Regions from separate parts of the Homo sapiens genome. Here region 1 is linked to region 2. The links are chromatin loops, found by intact Hi-C in ENCODE. Cell type or tissue: heart right ventricle. All regions are shown on one strand. Each heading gives the region's core, and the rest is flanking DNA. Links, peaks and the distances in the headings are about the cores only. Region 1 has its middle 170 kb from the start of GALNT17. Region 2 has its middle 110 kb from the start of GALNT17.

Region 1 (11,874 bases), core at 4,618-7,117, 55 kb before region 2:
ATTACAGGTGCACGCCACTATGCCCAGCTAATTTTTGTATTTTTAGTAGAAACAGGGTTTCACCATGTGGCCAGGCTGGTCTTGAACTCCTGACTTCAAATGATCCACCTGCCTTGGCCTCCCAAAGTGCTGGGATTACAGCGTGAGCCACCGCCCCCAGCCCAGCTAAACCTTCTTGAAACTAAATGTTCCCAGGTCCTCTGATGGCTCTTCTGATTATGGCATTTAAGAAGTTCGTCCTTCCGGTCACAGCCTGGGGCCAGGCTGGCCTTGGCTGGCAATGTAGGAAGAGAGGGACCAGATCTGCCCCCCTGGGGACCCAGTTGGTATGGATAGGGCAGAACACAGGCCCCAAGGGGTAATAATGGCTAACATTGATCAAGTGACCAGTATGTGCCAGGATTCAGCTAACTTTTGTTTTTGTTTGTTTTGTTTTTTTGAGACAGAGTTTTGCTCTTGTTGCCCAGGCTGGAGTGCAATGGTGTGATCTCAGCTCACTGCAACCTCCGCCTCCCGGGTTCAAGCGATTCCCCTGCCTTAGCCTCTGGAGTAGCTGGGATTACAGGCATGTGCCACCAAGCCTAGCTAATTTTGTATTTTTAGTAGAGACAGGGTTTCTCCATGTTGTTCAGTCTGGTCTCAAATTCCTGACCTCAGATAATCTGCCCACCTCGGCCTCCCAAAGTGCTGGGATTACAGGTGTGAGCCACTGTACCTTGCCTCAGCTAATTTAATGATCACAACAAGCCATTAGTCCTTATTCCCACTCAGCAGATGATGAGACAGAGGCATGAAGAGGTTAAGTAACTTGCCCCAGGTAACAGAGCCAGGATGTGGCAGAACCAAATACAAATTTCTCTGTTCTCTCCAGGTCCCCTCTGCTAACCATAATGCCCCCGCAGCAACAACAGATGGTGACCAATGGATTACTCAGAAATTGGGGGTGAGATAGGAGGACTCTCGGTGGCCTCCACATTCTCACTGCCTGCTTATAAACCCAGACTTGGCTCAAGGGCTCCTGAGACTCAAGACCCACTTTTCAGAGCTCAGGAGTTGATGTCACCCAGCAGGAAGCTGGAACTAGAGCAAGGGCTGCTTGGGAGGAGCTGGGATACAGAGGGAGGGGCTGTCAGTGTAAGTGGGAAGCCCAGAGAAATCTCACCACTGCCAGAGGAGAAGGAGGGTGGGGATACACCCTGGTTGCTCCTCTCCTCCTCTCTTCCAGGCTTCTGTTTGTTACTTGCACTGGCAATAGGGCCTAGGAAATGTTGACTGCAGTGGTCAGACCCTGTGATAGGAGCAGAGCAGAGAAACAAATCTTGGAGCAAACAGACAAACGACTGGCACATTAGCGAATAGGTGACCTCCAGAAAAGGGGTCTCAGCAAAACAGGTTGAGGAAAGACCATCCCACTGGGCCAAGGTAGTCATGAACGGATCCTCAGACCAGACACATGTCCACTGGGGCACCCTTCGTCTTTTTTTTTTTTTTTTTTTAAACATTTTTGACCTCCTGGACTCAAGAAATCCTTCTGCCTCAGCCTCTTGAGTATCTGGGATTACAGGCATAAGCCATCATGCCCAGCTATTTTTGAAAAATATATTTAAAAATTACCACCCTTCACCATTTATTACCATTTTTAAAATGTATTATCATTATACAAAGAAAGATATTTTGTACAATAGGAAAAACAAGTGAAGTAAAGATATTTTAAGATGAATAAAAACTGACAAATCCCTTACAGCGTGTCTGCACTTGAAAAAAGCTAAAGGAAGTCCTTTATACTGAAGGCCAGTTATACCAAAGGGAAACAGACAGTCAAGAATTATGGGCAGAAATAGCAATCATGTGAATACATATGTAATCTACATTTTCTCTTTTTAAAATAGTTTCATTGAGGTATAATTGATATACAAATACCTGCATAATCTAGTGTATACATTTTGATGAGTTTGGACATATGCATGCGCCTGTGATGCCATTGCCAGTTAATACATCCCTCACCTCCAAAAGTTTCCTTGTGTCCCTTTGCTTTTTGTGTGTGTGGTAATAACACTTAAAATGAGACCTACCCTCTTAAATTTTTTTTTTTTTTTGGTTTTTGAGACAGGGTCTCACTCTGTTGCCCAGGCTGGAGTGCAGTGATGCAATACTAGTTCACTGCATCCTTGAACTCCTGGGCTGAAGTGTTCCTCCTGTCTCAGCCTTCTGAGTAGCTGGGACTACAGGTGTGTGCCACTATAAAAAAATTTTTTTTTGCTTAATTAATTAATTTATTTATTTATTTATTTATTTATTGTAGAGATGGGGGTCTCTCTATGTTGCCTAGACTGGTCTGGAACTCCTGGTCTCAAGCGATCCTCCTGCCTTGACCTCCCAAAGTAGTAGGATTCCAGGCTTAAGCCACTACACCTGGCAGTCTCTTAAATATTTAAAAACACCTCCAGCTTGAGTGGGAGGCTTGTGTCCTCTGGGCAGTCACAGATGAGAAGAAACAGGACATCTGGTGCCTCTCCTCAGTCCTGAGGGAACCCGTGTTCTGTCTGTGAAGGAAGCAAAGCAGAGAAATCTGGTTGGATCACAATTGTTCCATGAAGCTCTGAGGAAGTCCTGGAATATTTGGACCCTCTTTAGGGACTCTGACATTCACTGAACTGTGCTTCTAAGTGGCTGATAAATATGAAGGGATTGATTCCTTAACTTAAAAAGTATTTATTCAGCCTGGACAACATAGCAAGATCCTGTCTCTATGAAAAATATTTTTTAAAATTAGCTGGGCATGGTAGTTCGTGCCTGTAGTCCCAGCTACTCAGGAGGCTGAGGCAAGAGGATCACTTGAGCCCAGGAGGTCAAGGCTACAGTGAGGTATGGTTGCACCTCTGCACTTCAACCTGAGCAGCAAAATGATACCGTCTCAAAAAACAAACAAACAGAAAAGGATTTATTGCAAGCAGAAGGCCTCCCTTTGTATTGGGCATAGTAGAACTCTCTTGATGGCTAATTTTATCTGTCAACTTGGCTGGGCCATAGTGCCCATATATTTGCTTGAACATTCTTCTAGATGTTTCTGAAAAGATGTTTTTTGGATGAGATTGACATTTGAATCAGTGGACTTTGACTGAACCTGATTACAATCCAGAATGTGGGTGGGCCTTGTCCAATCAGCTGAAAGCCTGCATAGAACAAAGACTGATCTCCTCTGAGCAAGATGGAATTCTGCCAGCAGGCAGCCTTTTGACTTGAACTGAAACGTCAGTTCTTCCCTGGGTCTCCAGCCTGCTGGCTCACCCTACAGAGTTTGGACTTGCACCTCCACAATTTCTTAAAGGCAGTCTCTCTCGCTCTCTCTTTCTCTCTCTCGCCATACACACATGCACGCGCGCGCACACACACACACACACACACACACACACTATTGGTTCTGTTTCTCTGGACAATCCTGGTCAATACACCTCTGATAAGAATTTTTTTTAAATTATTTATTTGTTTCTTTTAGAGACAGGGTCTTGCTATGTTGCTCAGGCTAGTCATGAACTCATGAACTCCTGGGCTTAAGTGACTCTCTTGCCTCAAACTCCTGAGTGGCTGGGACAATAGGCATGAGCCACCATGCCTGGCTAGGATTTTAATGTTCTCTTTTGTAGCCAAAGCACATAGGTTGCCACCTAGGTGGATCTTAGAAAATCGTCCACTTTAGGTCACCCCAGGCATTTCATCATTGAATCAAGCTGGAGGGACTCTCCATGGAGAAACTTGTCCTGCAGATGGGACACGCATTCCCCACAGGCACGGGGCAGATTGACCTTTGGATATCCCATAGCAGCTTGCCCATCTAAGAGGAGCCTCACAGTTGCCTAGGTCCACTCCAAGTACCAAGTCTCCCCCAGCCCAGGACCTCAGGTACCTCTAGATTTTGGCATATTCTGCATTGTGCAGAGACTGGCTTTGTGTGTTTACAGGGGGCTGTTGGACCGATCCTACCCTGTGTCTCCTGGGAAAGAGCCTCATTTGAATTCAAACCTGCCCTCACATCCTGGAGCTTGCACCACCTTTATCCTTGTGTGCTGCCTGGAGGGTCCACTTTGCTCAAGGCTCAAGACCACTCTGATCTTGGACACTGCACACGTATACACATGTGAGATTTCCTGATTCTATGGCCCACCTGACATCAGTCTTTCCCATCTCTCAGGGGCCTCTTAAAGCTTCTTCTTGAGAACAGAGAGTGTTCCTTTTATCTTCCTCTTCCCAACCTCCAGAAGGAGACTGAGAATATAATAACTAACTCATGCTTGTTAAATAAATAAATAGATGAATATGACTTTCCCCACCCTTTTCCCAAAGAAGCAGGTATACCCCAAGCTGGAAGATTCCCACCTGAGGCCAAAGTAGCTCTTGCATGGCAGCCAGATGTTTTTGTGAACAACTTGTCCACAATAGGGTCTAGACCAAGGCAAATTAGTAAGAAGGATGAGATGGAGACATATTATGCTAGCAAATGTTGGTAGAGAACTTGCCCTGCCACCAAGGTGTTTGCCTTTTTGGTTCCAGTTGGGCTTGGTTAAGGCAGAAAACCCACCTTCATTTGACACTAGTTAATGACTTTTTGGTGTACTTCACTACTCATCCTTCTGGCCCATATCATCTCACTTCTCCATGTACAGAGCCTGCCTAGGACTGGTGGCTTTGGCTTTACCTGTCTCGGATGAGGTATCAGGAGGTTGCCACAAATGTTCTGAGGGAAAAAACTAAAAACAGAACTACCATTTGACCCAGCAATCCCATTACTGGGTATATACCCAAAGGAAGATATATTGTCCTACCAAAAAGACACCTGTACCCACAGCACTACTACCCACAGTAGCAAGGACATGGGACAAACCAAGGTGCCCATCAATAGTTGATTGGATAAAGAAAATGTCGTAGATATACACCACTATGCAACAATAAAAGAGAACAAAATCATGGCTTTTGTAGCAATATGGATGCAACTGGAGGCCATTATCCTAAGTGAATTAATCCAGAAACAGAAAACTAAATACCACATGTTCTTACTTACAAGTGGGAGCTAAAAAATGGGGACACATGGAACAATAAACACTGGGGATTCCAAAAGGAGGGAGAAAGAAATGGAGGGAAGGAAGGGAGCAAAGTTTAAAAAACTGCCTACCAGGTACTATGTTCACTACTTGGCTGATGGGATCATTAGAAGTCCAAACCTCAACATCATGCAATATACCCATGTAGCAAACCTGCAGAGGTACCCTCTGAATCTAAAAACTCCCCCTAAACCAAAAAAACTCCAAAGGTATTTCCAGATTCCCTAAGTGTATCATCTTTCTCTTCCCTGTCAATCAACATATCAGACATCTTTTGAGAACTAGTTTCTTTGTGTATTCATGAATAATTCTAGCTAAATGTATGACTATCCCAGCCATTTTCTTTGGATCTCTCTTCAGTCTTACAGGGATTGGGTTCCTAGAGTTTAAAAGGAGCTGTAGAAGGCCACCCTCATTGCCAATAATAATCAGCCATAAGGGCCACTGATTTTCTCCTAGGTCTTTCTCTCCTACCCATCCTAAATATAGAACTCTTGCAGGAAGACTAGAGGGGTCATGAAGTTGAAGCAAGGAGTGTGTAACTTGAGCTACTGCTTCTTGGAAAAATGTCCAAATTCCTTTTTGCAAGAACTAAGAGGGACTCAATCTAAGATGCTGGCCAGGGGTCACAGTGAAGGTGGGATTCTATTCTGTGACTCCCAAGAGTGGAGTAAGTCTGAGAGTGGATGAGAGGGCACTCGGCAAAATCAGTGACCAAGACCAAAGGCCAAATCCATAAGGCCAGGACACAAGCATGAGTGGCCAAACTGTAACGAAGGGAAAGTCAAGCCAAGGGGTGTCAGAGGCAGTTGCAGAGACTGCGATATTACAGGTTGAATTATGTTCTCCCAAGAATGATAGGTTGAAGCCCTCCCCTCCCCCAACCCAGTATTCAGAATGTGACTGTATTTGGAGACAAAGTCTTTAAAGAAGTGTCTTAGTCCATTTTGTCTTGCTATAATAAAATACCACAGACCGAGTAATTTATAAATAAAAGAAATTTATTTCTCACAGTTCTGGGGGTTAGGAAGTCCAATATCAAGGTACTGGCATCTTATGAGGGCCTTCTTACTGTGTCATCCCATAGAAGAAGGCAGAATGGTGACAGAACATACTCAACAGAGAAAGGCAAGAGAGGGCCAAATTCACTTTTATAGTAAATCTACTTTGTGATAATGAATCCACTCCCATGACAACAACATTAATGCATGCATGAGGGCTCTGTCCTCTTAAAGGTCCCACCTCTCAACATTGTTGCATTGGGCATTAGGTTTGCAACATATGAGCTTTGGGGGATACATTCAAACCACAGCAAGAGGTGATTAAGTTAGAATGAGCTTGCCAGAGTGGATCCCTAATCCAATCTGACTGGTGTCGTCATAAGAAGAGAAAGAGAAATCAGGGATGCACTCACATAGAGAAAAGTTCATGTGAGGATATAGGGAGAAGGTGGCCTTCTGAAGCCAAGGAGAGAGGCCTCCAAAGGAACCAACCCTGCCAACACTTTGATCTTGGATTTCCATCCTCCATAACTGTGTGACAATAAATGTCTGCTATTTGGGTACCCCAGGTATTTTGTTGTGGCAGCTTAATGATACGGCTAAGGTGTCCCTGCCTCAATGTTGCTGGTCACCAGTCAGGTGGATCAAAGCTGGGTTGGGCTGAGTTAAGGATATAAAGTTGGGATTGGGTAACTACCATGTGGCTTCCTTAAACTTAAGAAAAAGGGGACAGAAGGCAGCTCTGGATGTTGACAGAATCTCCTGACCCCTCAGTTGGAAGGAGAACAAGCTCAAGCCTCCTTGTGGTTTTGGTCTCTGAGGAGGGATGGCTTCGCTTCTGTTAACCCCTCCCTGGGTCTGGCCCTTTAAATTACTCAGGTTGTTGAGGTTCTAAGAGGCTCAGGTCTCTCAGCCTGCCCTGCTCTGACTCAGCCTCCTCATCTGCTTGTCTGCAGTAAGGTCTAGACCAAGACAAATTAGTTAGAAGGAAGAGATAGAGACATATTATGCTAACAAATGTTGGTAGGGAACTTGCCCTGCCACCAAGGTGTTTGCCTTTTTGGTTCCAGTTGGGCTTGGTTAAGGCACAAAACCCACCTTTATTTAACACTAGTTGTTTGGGTTAGGTTAAACAATTGCGTTGGTGTGGTTCACTTTGTAATAAATTGAGGTGGAGTGATTTCAGCATGTTGGCAAGCTGGGTCTGATGATACCTACATATGTAGTTCTAAATGAAAGTTAGTATGAAAAAAGGATTTTTATCACACAACTCTGTTTATGTTAAATATATCTTTTGCCCAAAACACCAGTGACAACTTTTAATCCAATATAATAATTCACTGTCATACAAAGTCCTATAAGTTATTAATGTGCTATATCTACATCTTTATTCAGGAGTCATAAACACCCTAAGAGACAGGCAGGATGCATATTAGTTAACTCTGTCTTACCAAGAAGGAGAAGTAATCACTGGATCTGAAATCTGAAGCTCCCTTCTCTGTTCTGGCATTCTTTCAGTTTCTTGGTATTTGATTTTCATGAATAATAATACTTTCCCCTGAACTGCCTGGTTTTGCAATACGTACCCTTATGGAAATAGGGTACCTCTTCACCTACTCTTTGGCCTGATGTAGATATGGCCTAGAATGCATGCTGACTCTCCTATGTTCTGTAGCTGTAGGACAAAATCCTTATTGTATAAATTTTTGTCCAGCTCTGGGAGACAAGAAAATGACTCCAGTACTCCAAAGTGAGTATCAATCTCACTGTGCATCAGAATCACCTAGGAGCTCTAAAAAATGATACATGTCTGGGTCCCACCCCAGTGATTTGTTTTCATTTGGTGTTACTTTTAAGTTGTCCAAGGTGATACTCACATGCAGGCAGAGTTGAGTACCACTGGGCTAAGATAGGATCCATTTTACGTTTGGTCACCAGTTAAGGAAGCATCCCCTTTCCAGGTATTGGACATTAGGAGCATTATTTCTCCTCAACAACGGCATTGGCTGATCCTTATACTTAAACTGTTTCTCCATTGGGTCTTCTTCAGTGTGCCTGATTCCCATGGGTGAAATCAGAGAGGATGTCATCTGCTTTCACTTAAGAACTGAGTTATAGCCAAAACTGAATTATAGACTTCACTGGGGGGAAAATGTGAGATAACAAATCCTCAGGGGACTTGCCAGGGAAACGGAGACTTGGTTGATGGCTGCTACAAATAATACACATAAGCCCCCTCATCTTTGTCCCATCTGGGATCTTAGGAGTTTGCTTTGTGTGGGGGACCCTGAAGGGGCAAGCCATTCTGGGTTATTGGCATGCTGGCTTTTTCTGGGCCTGGCTCTCCATGGACCCCGAAGCATTGATCCAGTATGAGGGAGCACAGAGGAAGAAACAATGCCCATAGGGAACACCCACAGGGAGTTGTGAGTTCACTCTGGGCCCTGTGGATTTCTTGATGTTTCTTTATCATCATCATCCCGTAATCAGAATTTAATGCTGTTCAGTGTTCAATGCCTCTCTCTGCATGTGAGTATCACCTGGAGAACTTAAAAGTAACACCAATCAAAAACAAATCACTGGGGTGGGACCCAGCCATGTATCATTTTTTGGAGCTCCCAGGTGATTCTGATGCACAGAGAGATTGATATTCACTTTGGGATGCTGGAGTCCTTTTCTCATCTCCTCAAGCTGGACAAAAATTTATACACAGAGGAGGAGGAGCAAGTGAGCCTTCTCAGAGGAAGCAACATTTGAGCTGGACTTTGGAGGCTAAGCAGCAGATCATAGAGGCTAAGATGGAAGGAAATGAGAGCCTGCTAGTCCAAGGGCAAAACAATTTCTCTCCTTACACTCATGTATCATCAACTCAGTGCAGGAGAAATGGGGAATTGGCCAATTTGGGCCCATGCAAAAGGCTTGGCAGGCATTTGGGTTTTCTCAGGTGCCATATGTAGTTGTGGCTGTGGACACCTGGGAACACTGAGCAGTTGCACATACTACAGAAAGGGCCAGGGGACACCCTCAGGGACTTGTGAGTTTACTCTGGGCCCTGTGGATTTCTTGGTCTTTCTTTATCATCATCATCCCGTAGTCAGAACTTAATGCTGTTCAGTGTTCAAGGGTGCCATTGTCTCACAATTTTGTGAAGTGAACAGAATGGGGATCACTGTCACCATCTGACTGATACAGAAACTGAGGCATTTTGATTGGTGTTACTTTTAAGTTCTCCAGGTGATACTGGAGAACTTAAATGACATGGCTAAGGAATAATAGAATGGCAACTAGAAACCTAATTCTGGGCTCTGAGCACCCAAGGGTTTACAAGTGTTACCCAACCAATCTGGGTCTGTTAGCCTGAGCGCAATGGAAAGCCAAACATAGAAGCATCAGGTTTTTGCATTGAGAAAGTTTATTGCAAGCCAATGGGCAAGGAGACAGGAGGAAGTGCTCAAATCTATCTCGCCGAGCTGGGGATTGGGGCAGGTTTTATAGTCAGAGGGTAACGAGGCATAATCTGGTTGGATCTTGCAATGGGGTGATGCCAGGCCTGGATCTGATTGGATCCTGGATCCTGCTATGCTGTGTCCACTGTGTAATTCAGTCCCTGGTCCTCAATTCAAGCCCTTAGGTTCCATCCATGGATGCATACTTGGTTCATCTGGGCATGCTCAGGTTATCTGACCTTCAACTTGGCAGCCACAGGAACTGAAAAACAACCCAGAACTTTGTTACATAAAAGTTGAACAGGATTGGTCTGATGAGGCTACACGGACTCCTTTTTAGACCTCAGACACATTTGTGAATGGGGTTAAGATATCTTTCAGAGACATTACCATCAAGACATCCATACTTTGGCCCTGTGGTTCACTGACAACACAATCAAATGCGTACCATGATCTGTTCTGAGCACCTTAGTCTATTAATTAACTTCATCCTCACAATATCTCCATTTTACAGATGAGCAAACTGATGCATAGGGGTTGAGTGACTCCCCACAGAAGAGTCCTGCTCTTCATCATGCTGCCTGGATACAGCAGGGGCTTAAGAATCAGACAAATGTGAATGACAGCCTGGTGTTGCTACAGGTTTGCTGCAATCATGAGCCCATTTGAGTCTGCAGGTCTGCAGCTGTGGACAAGGAGGGCCAGGGAAACACTTACTCTGTTGGGTTGTTGTGAAGGTAAAATGAGGTCACCTCTGCAAAGCACCCAGCATGGTGTCAGGGACCTGGTAGCGTTCCATCCGCATTAGGGTAGTCTTACTGAGCAGGTCAGAGGGGACAGGAGCAGGAGGTGTGGTTGCTGGGGAGGGCCTCTCAGGCTCAACGACATGATCATGCCCTTCTCAAGGTCTGTGTCATCCACCATGCTGCACTCTGTAAAAGCTGCTTCCGTGGCCCATGCAGAACATTAGTGGCCATGTGGCATTTCAAAAATGGCCATGGCGGAACCAGCAGCAGCTGAGGAGTCAGGGAACAATAAATTAAATCAGGCTTCCAGCTTATATGGCTTCATGGTGACCTCCCAGGAACACATTTCAATATAAATAACTTACCCGCTAAAGGGATATTGAGCCCGCCACTAGGAGCCACAGGGATAATAACAAATTCTTTATTTTGTGAATCAAAGAGAGGCATCCCATGGTAAAAGTGAGAACCCTGGACCGGGAGCCTGGAGTTCTGGGCCCCTATCCTTGGTTGGCCACAAGGCAGCAAACCTGAGCCTCCTTGTCCTGTCTGCTCAGGCCAGAAAAATCTCAGAAATATTTCCTCAACGTTGTCTTGCCTCTTGTGCACGTCTCCACAGACATTGAGCACTTGGACAAGTCAGATCAACTGCTAGTGGTTTGAGCAGCATTTCGCACCCACAGGCACAGGCACACACAGTGTCAGAGAAAGAAAAGGCCCTTCTCCCAAATGTTACTTTGAACAGATAAAAATAATTCAAGTGATTTTTCAATCCAAGGGCAGCCAGAGGCAAATGGACAGGAGGGCATAGTGGAAATGATAAGTGCCAGAGCTCCTGCCTTGGAAACATTAACTCTGTCCTTGGGATGGCTTGGGCAGAGGAAGCAGCTATTATGCGATGAAAAGAGCTGGGATTTGTTCTTGTCATGGCCTCTGCAAACCTCCCTCCTTTTGTTTCAGGCTGGGTTGGCTTCCCAGGCCCAAAGATCATTTTCTCTTCTTTCATCAGGACAGCCTCACTCTTGATGAGCTGGACTCCTCTTGCTGGGTCACCACGCCAGACCCGGTGACATCTGACCCAGCCCTTGACTTCCAGCATTGGCTCAACTTCAGGTTATCTTCTGCTCTCGAGAGGCTGTTTTCATTGTTACCACTGCACAGAGCTGAAAGTGTGTGGCATCTCTCCCCTCTTTTGCTCCTGCTCCGGCCATGTGATATGACTATTCCCACTTCACCTTCTACCATGAGTAAAAGCTCCCTGAGGCCTCCCCAGAAGCCAAGCAGATGCCGGCATCTTGCTTCCTAAACAGCCTGCAGAACCGTGAGCCAATTAAACCTCTATTATTCATAAATTACTCAGTCTCAGGTATTCTTTTATAGCAATGCAAGAATGGCCTTGCACACAGTGTCTCACTCTGTCACCCAAGCTGGACTGCAGTGGTCAGTAGCTGAGTGTCAGAGTCTACAGGGCTAGCCAGCCACATCTATCTCAGCTAGGAAATAAACAACCTGAGAAGTGAAAAACTGTCCATCTCCAGATTAAAATTTTAAAAAGGCTTAAATTCTAACCATACCTCCATTATGGAAG
Region 2 (11,874 bases), core at 4,837-7,336:
AAAGGAAGAAAGAAGAAAGAAAGAAAGAAAGAAAGAAAGAAAGAAAGAAAGAAAGAAAGAAAGAAAAGCAAACCTAAAGCAAGCAGCAGGAAGAAGATAAAAATTAGAGCAGACCTCAACCAAATCAAAAACAGGAAAAGAATAGAGAGAATCACAGAAACCAACAGCTGATTCTTTAGAAGCATATCTCCAGAATAAATTCCCAGAAGTGTGTGACGGTTCAAAGAGCTTGTGAATTTTAAATTTGGAAAGACAGCACTGCATAGATCAATTTACATTCCCACCCCAATGTGTGAAAATCTCAGTTTCTGCATATTCTTGTCTGCACTGTACATGATCAATATTTTTATTCTTTGACAGTCTAATACAAATAATAGAAATGGTGCCTTTTCTTGTAAAGTTTTGCCTTCCTCTTCATGTGTTTCTAAGTTAAGTCTATCGTTTTCTGGGAAGTATTTCAAGTCCTTTGCCCACTCATTTTTCTATTGATTAGTTGCTATTTTTCCTTATTGATTCAAAAGTAGTATTTAAATAATTAGTTTAAGGGAACTAACCATTTTCACATACAACAAATTTCCCCTACTTTGTTTTATTTATTTATTTAGAGACAGGGTCTCACTCTTTCATCCAGGCTGGAGTGAGGTGATGTGTTCACACTCACTGCAGCCTCGACTACAAGGGTTCAGGCGATTCTCCCACGTCAGCCTCCTGAGTACCTGGGACCACAGGCATGTGGCACCATGCCTGGTTAATTTTTAAAGGACCACAGGCATGTGCCACCATGCCTGTTTAATTTTTAAAAATTTCTTGGAGAGGTAGTGTTTCACCGTGTTGCCCTGGCTGGTCTCAAACTCCTAGGCTCCAGCGATCCTCCCGCCTCCACCTCCCAAAGTGCTGGGATTACAGGCATAAGCCACTGTACCCAGCCTAATTCCCCCTACTTTGTCCAGTGTATTTTGACTTTGTTCACTGTATTTGCTGCCACCAAGTGTATTGGACGAACCACTCTTTCTCAAACCCCAAAAGCCACAGAAGAGAAAAGTCTCACCTATGCCAAGATTCTTCTAACTCTTTTATTGCTTCATTTTTTACTTTTAAATTTTTTATCTATCCTTTTGATATATAAGGAGTGATGTGTCATTGAATTTCAAGGTTATTTCTGAACATCTGAAAAGCAGTTTGCTGCATTTTTTCTGAAGCCTCTATATTTTTCACACATAATTCATGTTCCTTAAGAAAAATCTGAAAATAGATAAAAAGAATTAAAAACACCCACAATCACATCATTTGGATATACCTTCTATTATTTTATTATATAACATTTCTCAATGAAAAAAATATGTAAATATAACACTTTTTAAAACAAGAAATGGAATTGCAGTACACATCATGTTTTACCATCTGCATTTTTTGATTCACAACATATCGCGATGATCTTTCCAAGGGCATCTTTTTGGTCATGCTTTGGGTTGAAATCGTGATTACGAGGGTTGAGGAAGGTGAAGGAGCAGAGGTGTTTGGATGAATCTTTCATTCTCCGAGTTTGCTGGCAACAGGAAGGAGAACTGAAGGGCGGCAGCTTGAGGACCATCTGGGTTAAGGAGTCATATTTTCCTTGGGATGGAACAGTCCTGCTGTAGACACCAAGGAACGACCGGGAAAGTGAAGGGGAAAATGGGAGGAGGCTGGAGGCAGAGGGGAGGGGTTCTCTTGCCAGGAGAGGAGAGAAAAGGAAGACAGGAGGATGAAGGGATGGATATTAAGAAGCAGAAGGGATGGAATTTAGAGGAGTTCACGCTGCGTGGTTCCAATCTCCCTGAAGCAGATGAGGTCATCGGCTGAGAGTAAGGAGGACTGGAGTGAGTTCGGTGCCTCCAGGAAGCGGGAATGTTGGAGCAGAGGCTCTGGGAACTTCATCAGGGAGCCAAGAAGAGCAGGGGCAAAAGCCAAGTAGGGGAACAGTCGGAGCAGCCACTTGGCTCCGCCAGCCCCGCTCTGGATCCAGGAGCGGAAAAGAGAGGGAGGCTTGAGGCATGGCCAGGGTGGAGGTAGGGGGAGGGGGGATGGATACAGCAGACCCCCTGGCCTGGAGCAAGCACCCTTGGGTGTCCAGAAAGGAGGCCAAATGCAGGGAAGGTTGCCTCTCATCAATACCATGCTCTGGGATGGGTGTGGTGGCTCAGTCACGCCTGTAATCCCAGCATTTTGCGAGGCCGAGGCAGGCAGATCATTTGAGGTCAAGAGTTTGAGACCAACCTGGCCAACATGGTGAAACCCCTTCTCTACTAAAAATGCAAAAATTAGCTGGGCATGGTGGTGCAGGCCTGTAATCCCAGCTACTTGGGAGGCTGAGGCAGGAGAATCGCTTGAACCCAGGAGGCGGAGGTTGCAATGAGCCGAGATCATGCCATTGCACTCCAGCCTGGGTAACAGAGCAAGACACCGTCTTAAAAAAACAAAAAACAAAAAACACCACGCTCTGCCCTCTGCTCAGGTGGTCTTATTTCTGCCTTCCTACTCCAGGGCTCCTATCTGTAGCCTCCCATCCATTTGCCACCCACCTGGCCGCCAGCCTCATCATCCCCTTCTCCTCGAGCTGGGGCCTCCTGATCTTCAGAAACAGACTCCCCCTCATCTCCAGATCCCAGGGAGCAGGAGAAATTCAAGCACTGGCCAGCACTGCATCCTTGAACTCCTCAGCAAGGCACCAAAGTTCTCCATGTATCACTGCCCAAAAATGTCCAGGCAGCCTCCCATCTCCCCGAGGTCCCAACAGCATGACTGTTCAAATCCACAGTGTCTTGAACATCTTGTGCAGAGATGGATCAAGCCATGCTGCTGCCTGAAGGAAGTTTGGAGCAAGTGTCTTAGTCCCTTTGGGCTGCTGTAGCAAAGTGCTATAGGCTGAGTGGCTCAAAAACAGCAGCAATTTATTTCTCATAGCTCTGGAAGCTGGAAGTCCAAGATCAGGATGTCAGCATGGGCGGGGTCCTGGTGAGGCCCCTCTTCTGGGTTGCAGACTTCCAGCTTCTCTCTGTGTCCTCACATGGTAGAAAGACAGCTAGTTAGCTCTCTGGCCTCTTCTTATAAGTGCACTAATCTGGCCGGGCACAGTGGCTCATGCCTGTAATCCCAGCACTTTGGGAGGCCAAGGTGGGTGGATCACCTGAAGTCAGGAGTTTGAGACCAGCTTGGCCAACATGGTGAAACCCTGTCTCTACTCAAAATGCAAAAATTAGCCGGGCGTGGTGGTGGATGCCTGTAGTCCCAGCTACTCGGGAGGCTGAGACAGGAGAATGGCTTAAACCTGGGAGGCGGAGGTTGCCGTGAGCTGAGATTGCGCCACTACACTCCAGCCTGGGCAATACAGTGAGACTTTGTCTCAAAAAAAAAAATTATAACTGCACTAATCCTATTCATGGGGGTTCCACTTTGTGAAAGGCAAATAAATCTTAGGGTCCTTAAATCACTAAGATAAAGGGAAAAGTCAAGCTGGGAACTGCTTCAGGCGAACCTGCCTCCTATTCTATTCAAAGTCACCCCTCTGCTCACTGAGATAAATGCATATCTGATCGCCTCCTTTGAAAGGTGAATCAGAAACTCAAAAGAATGCAACCATTTGTCTCTTATCTACCTATGACCTGGAAGCCCCCACCTCACTTTGAGTTGTCCGGCCTTTCCAGACTGAACCAATGTTCACCTTACATTTGTTGATTGATCTCTCATGTCTTCCTAGAATGTATACAACCAAACTGTGCTCTGACCACCTTGGTCACATGTCGTCAGTGTAAGATTTTCCCTGGGACCTGAAAACTTGAAGGGCTGAGTAACTCCTCCCTTCTCAGGCCCAGTCCCAAGGCGCAAGGCTACTTAGGTCAGCATCGTGCATCAGCAAGATAGCAGAAGCAGGAAGAGAGCCTGCCCGAAGACACGTACCCTGGCCGGAAGTCACGTACCCCTGAAGATCGAGAAAGAGGCCATGTGGGAATAACGTAGCAGTTACGTCAGACTAGGACACTTCTTGTTTACAGGAGACTATAAAACCTTTGCCCTGTCCTCAACTGGGGCTGACGCCATTTTAGGCCTCAGCCCGCCTGCACCCAGGCGCTCATTAAAACAGCACGTTGCTCCACACCGCCTCGTGTTGTCTGTTGGCGCACTCTTGGGGTTCGAATGGATACAAGAACCTTACAGTCAGGACCTCCTAAGGCTGTGTCACTGGCGCACGTTCTCAACCTTGGCAAAGTAAACTTTCTAAATTAACTGAGACCTGTCTCAGATTTTCCGGGTTCACAACTCTTATGACTTAATTACCTTCCAAAGGCCCCACCTCCAAATACCATCACACTGAGATCAGGTTTTCAACACATGAATTTTAGTAGGAGATAGACATTCAGTCCATTACAAAAGAAAACAACAGGGATAATTCATCCAGGCAAATCATTCCAACACAGCGGGGCAGGCACATGACAGAGGCCAGCAAAAGGCATCCCTGGGCCAGGTGTGGCAGCTCACACCTGTAATCCCAGCACTTTAGGAGGCTGAGGCAGGAGGATCCTTTGGGCCTAGGAGTTCGAAACCAGCCTGGGATGGAGCTGCAGCCATCGCTTCTGCAGTCCTATGGCAATACAGGATGGCACAAGATCACTCTCCCAACTTTCACCCTCTGGCTCCTATATTCAAGGAGGCATGGTGGGCCAGGCATGGAGCCTCATGCCTGTAGTCCCAGCACTTTAGGAGCTGAGGTGGGAGGATCCCTTTAGGCCAGAAGTTTGAGACCAGCATGGGCAACATCTGTTTATATATAACATCTCTATATAAAATTAAAAGCTGAGCTGAGGATGGTGGCACATGCCTGTAGTCCCAGCTACTTAGGAGGCTGAGGCAGGAGGATCGTGTGAGCCCAGGAGTTGGAGGCTGCAGTGAGCTGGGATCACACCCCTGCACTCCAGCCTGGGCGATAAAGCAAAACTCTGTCTCCAAAAAATGAAAATAAAAAAAGGACCGCACTAGAGATGAGCTCTAAAGGACAGCAGAAAAGAAAGGGGAAGGGAACTCTAGGCAGATGGAACCCTATGAGCAAAGGTTCCAAGTCAAGAAGAGCCTGCAATGTGGGGTCATTCAAGATCAGAATGGCTTGAAGCTGTGGCAACTGTGGGCCCTGACCCTAGGCATAGGAGGCTCTTTTTTTGAGACGGAGTCTTGCTCTGTTGCCAACCTGGAGTGTAGTGGCGCGATCTCAGCTCACTGCAACGTCCGTCTCCCTGGTTCAAGCGATTCTCCTGCCCCAGCCTACTGAGTAGCTGGGATTATAGGCACGCGGCACCATGCCCAGCTAACTTTTGTATTTTTTTTTTAGTAGAGATGGGGTTTCACCATGTTGGCCAAGATGGTCTCCATCTCCTGATCTCGTGATCTGCCCGTCTCGGCCTCCCAAAGTGCTGGGATTACAGGCGTGAGCCACTGCGCCTGGCCCATAGCAGGCTCTTATGTGCATTGCCGTGGGCTACTGTGGTGTGACCAAGTGTGGGTTCCACCTGGGTGTAGGACACGGGCCCTCCTCCTGGGGCTGCCCAGCCATGCAGGCTTTGAGCCCTCATCGTGAGGCATTTTGCTCTCTATCCTCTGAGCCTATCTCTGCCTGCAGAAACCATCTCCCCTCTGTTCCCAGTGCTGCAATTCCTGCTAAGACCTAGGCAAGGCTTGATGCTGGGTTCTCATTCTCACCGGGGATGCCTGGGCCCTGTGAGTTTCAAGCCAAGTCACTCCTCCACTCTCGCTGGGTGTCTGTCTTCATCCATGACCCCAGGAGGGGGCCTAGAGGGAGGCACAGTGGATGTACCTGCAACCACGGCGTGTCCTCTCCTGCCTTCTCTCTCTTTCCTTTTGTGGTGCTGTTTTATCTGGAACTTTGCTGAAGCGGCAGTTTATTCTAATTCTCTCCAGCAGGACACATTGTATACTGTGGTTCATCATATGCTAATAACATAATTATGTGGTTAGAAGATCAGGTCAGCAGAACATCGGCCAGGATGGGAAATAAAGCCAGGCGTTTTCAGGGGAATGTTCCAAGCATCCCTTTAGCAAGGCCTCTCTGGGCTCCCGGCCCAGGGCACAAGGCTGTGAAACCCTACCACGCAGCGGGAGGATGAGAAGGCAGCTGCCAGGCTGTCCAGTTGAGGTCCCCGACCAGAGACCCCAGGGACCAGTCACCAACCAGCTTGGAAAAACAGGATTAGTCTCTAAATAATGCTTGACAGATTTTTGGAACTTTCTTCTATCCAAAGGGGACCCTGGGGTTTTTAGTCTGGTGTGTAATCTCATAACTACATTGAAGGCAAACAGAAAGTACTAAGATACATGAAAACTTGCTAGTTAGGCCCAAGCACAAGTTCCTTAGTGCTTGGTGAGGCTAGAAACTGGTCTTCTGACCCGGAGAGAAGTTGCTTTTATTCACTCTATGTCTTCTCAAATACTTGCCTGTTACTGCAGCTTCTTCAGAAATGAGGGAGCTGGGAGTCAGGATGGCCGTTCACTCTGGGACAATTGTAGGTCAACTGCAGGAATTTTTTTCCTTTTTTGGAGACAGAGTCTCGCTCTGTCACCCAGGCTGCAGTGCAGTGGCGCGATCTCGGCTCACTGCAACTTCCACCTCCTGGGTTCAAGTGATTATCGTGCCTCAGCCTCCTGAGTAGCTGGGACTATAGGCACGCACCGCCACGACTGGCTTTTTTTTTTTTTTTTTTTTTTTTGTATTTTGAGTAGAGACAGGGTTTTACCATGTTGCCCAGGCTGGTCTCGAATTCCTGACCTCAGACAATCTGCCTCCTTGGCCTCCCAAAGTGCTGGGATTACAGGCGTGAGCCACTACACCCGGCCAGGGGCTCCTTTCTATAGTGCTTTTTTTTTTTTAAAGAGACAGGGTCTTGCTGTGTTGCCCAGGCTGGAGTGCAGTGGTGTGATCATAGCTGCCTGCAGCTTTGACCTCTTGTGCTCAAGCGATCCTCCCGCCCCAGCCTCTTGAGTAGCTGGGACTACAGGCATACACCACTATGCCTGGCTGATTTTTTAAAAAATATTTTTGTAGGCCAGGCCGGGTGGCTCACGGCTGTAATCCCAGCACTTTGGGAGGCCAAGGCTGGCAGATCACTTGAGGTCAGGTGTTCAAGACCAGCCTGGCCAACATGGTGAAAACCCATCTGTACTGAAAATACAAAAATTAGGTAGGTGTGGTGGCGGATGCCTGTAATCCCAGCTACTCAGTTGGCTGAGGCAGGAGAATTGCTTGAGCCCGGGGAGCGGAGGTTGCAGTGAGCCAAGATCCAGCCACTGTACTCCAGCCTGGACGAAAGAGCAAGACTCCATCTCAAAAGAAAAAAAAAGGAGGAGAAAGGAGAAGAGGGATGTCAAGAGGTTAGGAAGCAGATGGTGTGAAACAGACCAGGACTTCAGGCAGCTGAGAAATATTTGTCACACCCTGTGGACATGGCTCTGCTAGCTCTCTTTCTGGTAGGAGAACAGGGTTTTCAAGGTGGAGAGCGTGCGTGAAGGGTTTGTTTATGGAAATCCAAAGGTTCAGTTCATGAAGTTGGCCAGGGGCCCCCTTCTCATCTCTTTCTGGAAACTCTTCCTACTCCCAGGAGCCCCTTCTCTTCCAAGAACCTCCCAGAACCTGGATTTCATTAAATACCAAGGAGGTAAAACACTTTTTAATCATCTGTAAGATTTGAACTCAGGCCCACATCTGTGGTTGTCAAAATGTGGCCCCAGTACCAATGATAGGTGCCTGAGAGTGTGTCAGAAATGCAAAAGCAGACCAAGCGCATTGGCTCACACCCATGATCCCAGCACTTTGGGTAGCCACGGCAGGAAGACTGCTTGAGCCCAGAAGTTCAAGGCTGCAGGGAGCGATGATTGCACCACTGCCCTCCAGCCTAGGTGACAGAGACAGACAATGTCAAAAAAAAAAAAAAATGGTCCAGGCACAGTGGCTTACAAGGCCTATATTCCCAGCGCTTTGGGAGGCCAAGGTGGGAGGATGGCTTGAGCCTAGGAATTTGAGACCTAGGGTTCTCATTTCCTGAGCAATATGGTGAAACTCCATCTCTACAAAAAAATACAAAAATTAGCACATGGTGGCACGTGCCTGTAGTCCCAGCAACTTGGGGGACTGAGGCAGGAGAATCACTTGAGCCTGGGAGATCGAGGCTGCAGGGAGCTGTGATTGTGCCACTGGACTCCAGCCTGGGTGACAAAGTGAGACCCTGTCAAAAGAAAGAAAGAGGAAGAAAGAAAGAAAGAAAGAAAGAAAGAAGAAAGAGGAAAGAGAGAAAAGCGAAGAAAGAAGAAAGAAAAGGAAGGAAGGTAGGAAGAAAGGAAAAGAAGTGCAAAAATAGCTAAATTCTAATTCAGCAGCAAGGATTGCAAAGCGTCTCTCCTCCCTCAGCAGATACCCTTCGGCTGCCAATGTCCAGGTAAGATGTCTTTGTCCTATAAAGCTGGGGCAAAATTAATATTTACCCAGCACCTCACAAGGGCCAGGCATGGAGGTAAACACCTCTCTTTCACCAATGAAGAAACTCAAGTTCAGAGAAGTTCAGTAACTTGCCCAAGTCTGCATGGCTAGGAGGCTGCACAGTCAGCATTTGTTTTTGTTTTTTTGAGACAGAGTCTCACACTGTCGCCCAGGCTGGAGTGCAGTGGTGTGATCTTGGCTCACTGCAACCTCCACCTCCTGGACTCAAGTGATTCTCCTGCCTTAGTCTCCCAAGTAGCTAGGACCACAGGTGTGCGCCACCAGGCCTGGCTATTTTTTGTATTTTTAGTAGAGGCAGGGTTTCACCATGTTGGCCAGGCTGGTCTCGAACTCCTGATCTCAAATCATCCACCCGCCTCATCCTCCCAAAGTCCTGGGATTACAGGTGTGAGCCACCACTCCCGGTCACACAGTGAGCATTTGAACCCAGATCTGGTATTCGTTAAAGCCCTAAGCTCCTGTTGAGTAGAAAACAGTTTTCAAACTTTTTGGTCTCAGGGAAAGTTCCCTCTGCACTCTTAAAAATTATTGAGCACCTCAAAAATCTTTTGTTTATGTGTGCTATATCTAGGGATATTTACTGTGTGAGAACGTAAGGCTGATAAATTCTTAAAATATTAATTCATTTTAAACAATAAGGAACCTATTGCGTGTTTAACATAAATAACACGCTTTAAGAAAGCAGATCTTTCCCAAACAAAAAAGCGTAGTGAGAAGAATGGCATTGTTTTTGTTGTTGTTGTTGTTGTTTATTTGTTTTGAGACAGAGGTTTGCTCTCCTTGCCCAGCCTAGAGTGCAATGGTGCGATCTCGGCTCACCACAATCTCCACCTTGCAGGTTCAAGCAATTCTCCTGCCTCAGCCTCCCGAGTAGCTGGAATTACAGGCATGCACCACCACACCCAGCTAATTTTGTATTTTTTAGTAGAGATGTTTCTCCATGTTGGTCAGGCTGGTCTCAAACTCCCTCACGTGATCTGCCCACCTCAGCCTCCCAAAGTGCTGGGATTACAGGTGTGAGCCACCACGCCCGGCCGGCATTGTTTTATATTTTTGCAAAGCTCTTCAATATCTGGCTGAAGACAGCTAGGTTCTCAAACCTGCCTTTAATCTGTTGCAATACCCCACGTCATGTAGCCTCTGGGAAACACTGTATGCTTGTGAATGAAATGAATGTGAATGAAAAGGCCAATAGCATGTTAGGATTGTTGTAAAGTAGTTTTGTCCCTGCAGACCCCCCAAAAGAGTCTTGAAGAGCCCAGAGATCCCCATACCACACTTAAAGTTTTTTTTAATTAAAAATTTTTAAAAATTTGTATGTGTATATAGTATATATCTATGGCATACATGAGGTACTTTGATACAGGCCTGGAACATGTAATAATCACATCAGGGTAAATGAGGTATCCATCACCTCAAGCGTCTATCATTTTTTTGTGTCACAAATGTTCCGGCTGGGCACGGTGGCTCACGCCTGTAATCCCAGCTCTTTGGGAGGCTGAGGCGGGCGGATCACAAGGTCAGGAGATCAAAACCATCCTGGATAACACGGCGAAACCCCATCTCCACTAAAAAACACAAAAAAATTAGCCGGGCGTGGTGGCGGGCGCCTGTAGTCCCAGCTACATCGGAGGCTGAGGTAGGAGAATGGCGTGAACCCAGGAGGCGGAGCTTGCAGTGAGCCGAGATCGCGCCACTGCACTCCAGCCTGGATGACAGAGCGAGACTCCGTCTCAAAATAAATAAATAAAATAAAAAAACAAATGTTCCAATTATACTCTTTTAGTTAGTTTAAAATGTACCATAAGTTCTTGTTCACCGCAGTCACCCTGCTGTGCTATCGAATAGTAGATCTTATTCATTCTATCTAACTATATGTTTGTACCCATTAATCATCACCACGTACCCCCTCCCTACTACCCTCTTCCCAGCCCCTGGTAATCATCATTCTATTCTCTATCTCCATGAGTTCAGTTGCTTTGATTTTTATCTCCATGAGTTCAGTTTCTTTGATTTTTAGATCACATAAATCAGTGAGAACATGAGAACTTAGACCCAGACTACACTTAGAAAACTGCTGGAATACAGTAAAACTGAGGAATCATCTTAATTTGAGGGCTTGTAGGTGCTCTTTTTTTCTTTCTTTCCTTTTTTTTTTTTTTTTTTTTTTGAGATGGAGTTTCACTCTGTCACTCAGGCTGGAGTGCAGTGGTGTGATCTCAGCTCACTGCAACCTCCGCCTCCTGGTTTCAAGTGATTCTCCTGCCTCAGCCTCCTTAGTAGCTGGGATTACAGGCGTATACCGCCGTGCCCGGCTAATTTTTGTATTTTTAGTACTGATGGGGTTTCGCCATGTTGGCCAGGCTGTTCTCGAACTCCTGACTTCAGGTGATCCACCCGCCTCGGCCTCCCAAAGTGCTGGGATTACAGGCGTGAACCACCATGCCTGGTCTTTTTAACATTTCTTTAGAGATAGAGTCTCACTGTTGCCCAAACTGGAGTGCAGTGGTGTGATCTTAGCTCGCTGCAGCCTCGAACTTCCAGGCTCAAGCGATCCTCACGCCCCAGCCTCTCATGTAGTGGGGACCACAGGCTTGCACTACCACACCCAGCTAAGTTTTAAAATTTTTTGTATAGACACGGTCTTACGATGTTGTCCTGGCTGGTCCCAAATGCCTGGACCCAAGCTATCCTCCCACATTGGCCTCGCAAAGCTCTAGGATCACAGGCATGAGCCATCATGCCTGGCATCATTTTGATAATCCATCTTTCATAAACAAATACTGGGTTTATGTCTCTAGTCTGGCTTCTGTCAAGTTTTCATGTGGAGACTGAGCAATGGGCTGGAGAAAAGGGGGAAAAAAGGGAATGTGGGAACCAGCATGTGCTGCTGGAATTCTGAACTATGTCCCTTGGTCACCACGAAGGAAGAGTGGGTCGCTGGCTGCTTGTTTGGGATGTTATCTGAAGAGCAGGATGCCCAGCCGAGCCCTGCCCCCCATGATCTGCCCAGGGATAACACTCATCTCTGGCCTCAAGTCCCCGACATGTGTAACAGTGTGGTAGACATTCAACCCAGCAATGCTATTATTGGGTATATATTCAAAGGAATAGAAATCATTCTACCATAGGCCAGGCGCAGTGGCTCATGCCTTTAGGCTCAGCTCTTTGAGAGGCCGAAGCAGGAGGATCACCTGAGGTCAGGAGTTTGAGACGGGCGGATGACCTGAGGTCAGGAGTTCAAGAGCAGCCTGGCCAACATGGTGAAACTCCATCTTAACTAAAAATATGAAAATTAGCTGGATATGGTGGCACGTGCCTGTAATCTCAGCTACTCA

Evidence for each region. Peaks named below come from ENCODE experiments on the same cell type or tissue, not always from the same donor. Only the 100,000 strongest peaks of a DNase experiment are listed, where the experiment ranks them.
Region 1: it touches region 2 in a loop (4-fold over the local background); 2 of 110 quality-filtered maps call a loop at or near these places.

What each region holds. Positions count from the first base shown.
Region 1 is chr7:70,959,416-70,971,289 of GRCh38, forward strand. No RefSeq gene overlaps it. Among named protein-coding and RNA genes, the nearest start is that of GALNT17, 170 kb to the right of the region's middle. In heart right ventricle, for the core only: no CTCF peak of the experiment used is centred there; no DNase peak of the experiment used is centred there.
Region 2 is chr7:71,013,834-71,025,707 of GRCh38, forward strand. No RefSeq gene overlaps it. Among named protein-coding and RNA genes, the nearest start is that of GALNT17, 110 kb to the right of the region's middle. In heart right ventricle, for the core only: no CTCF peak of the experiment used is centred there; a DNase peak (open chromatin) is centred at 6,040.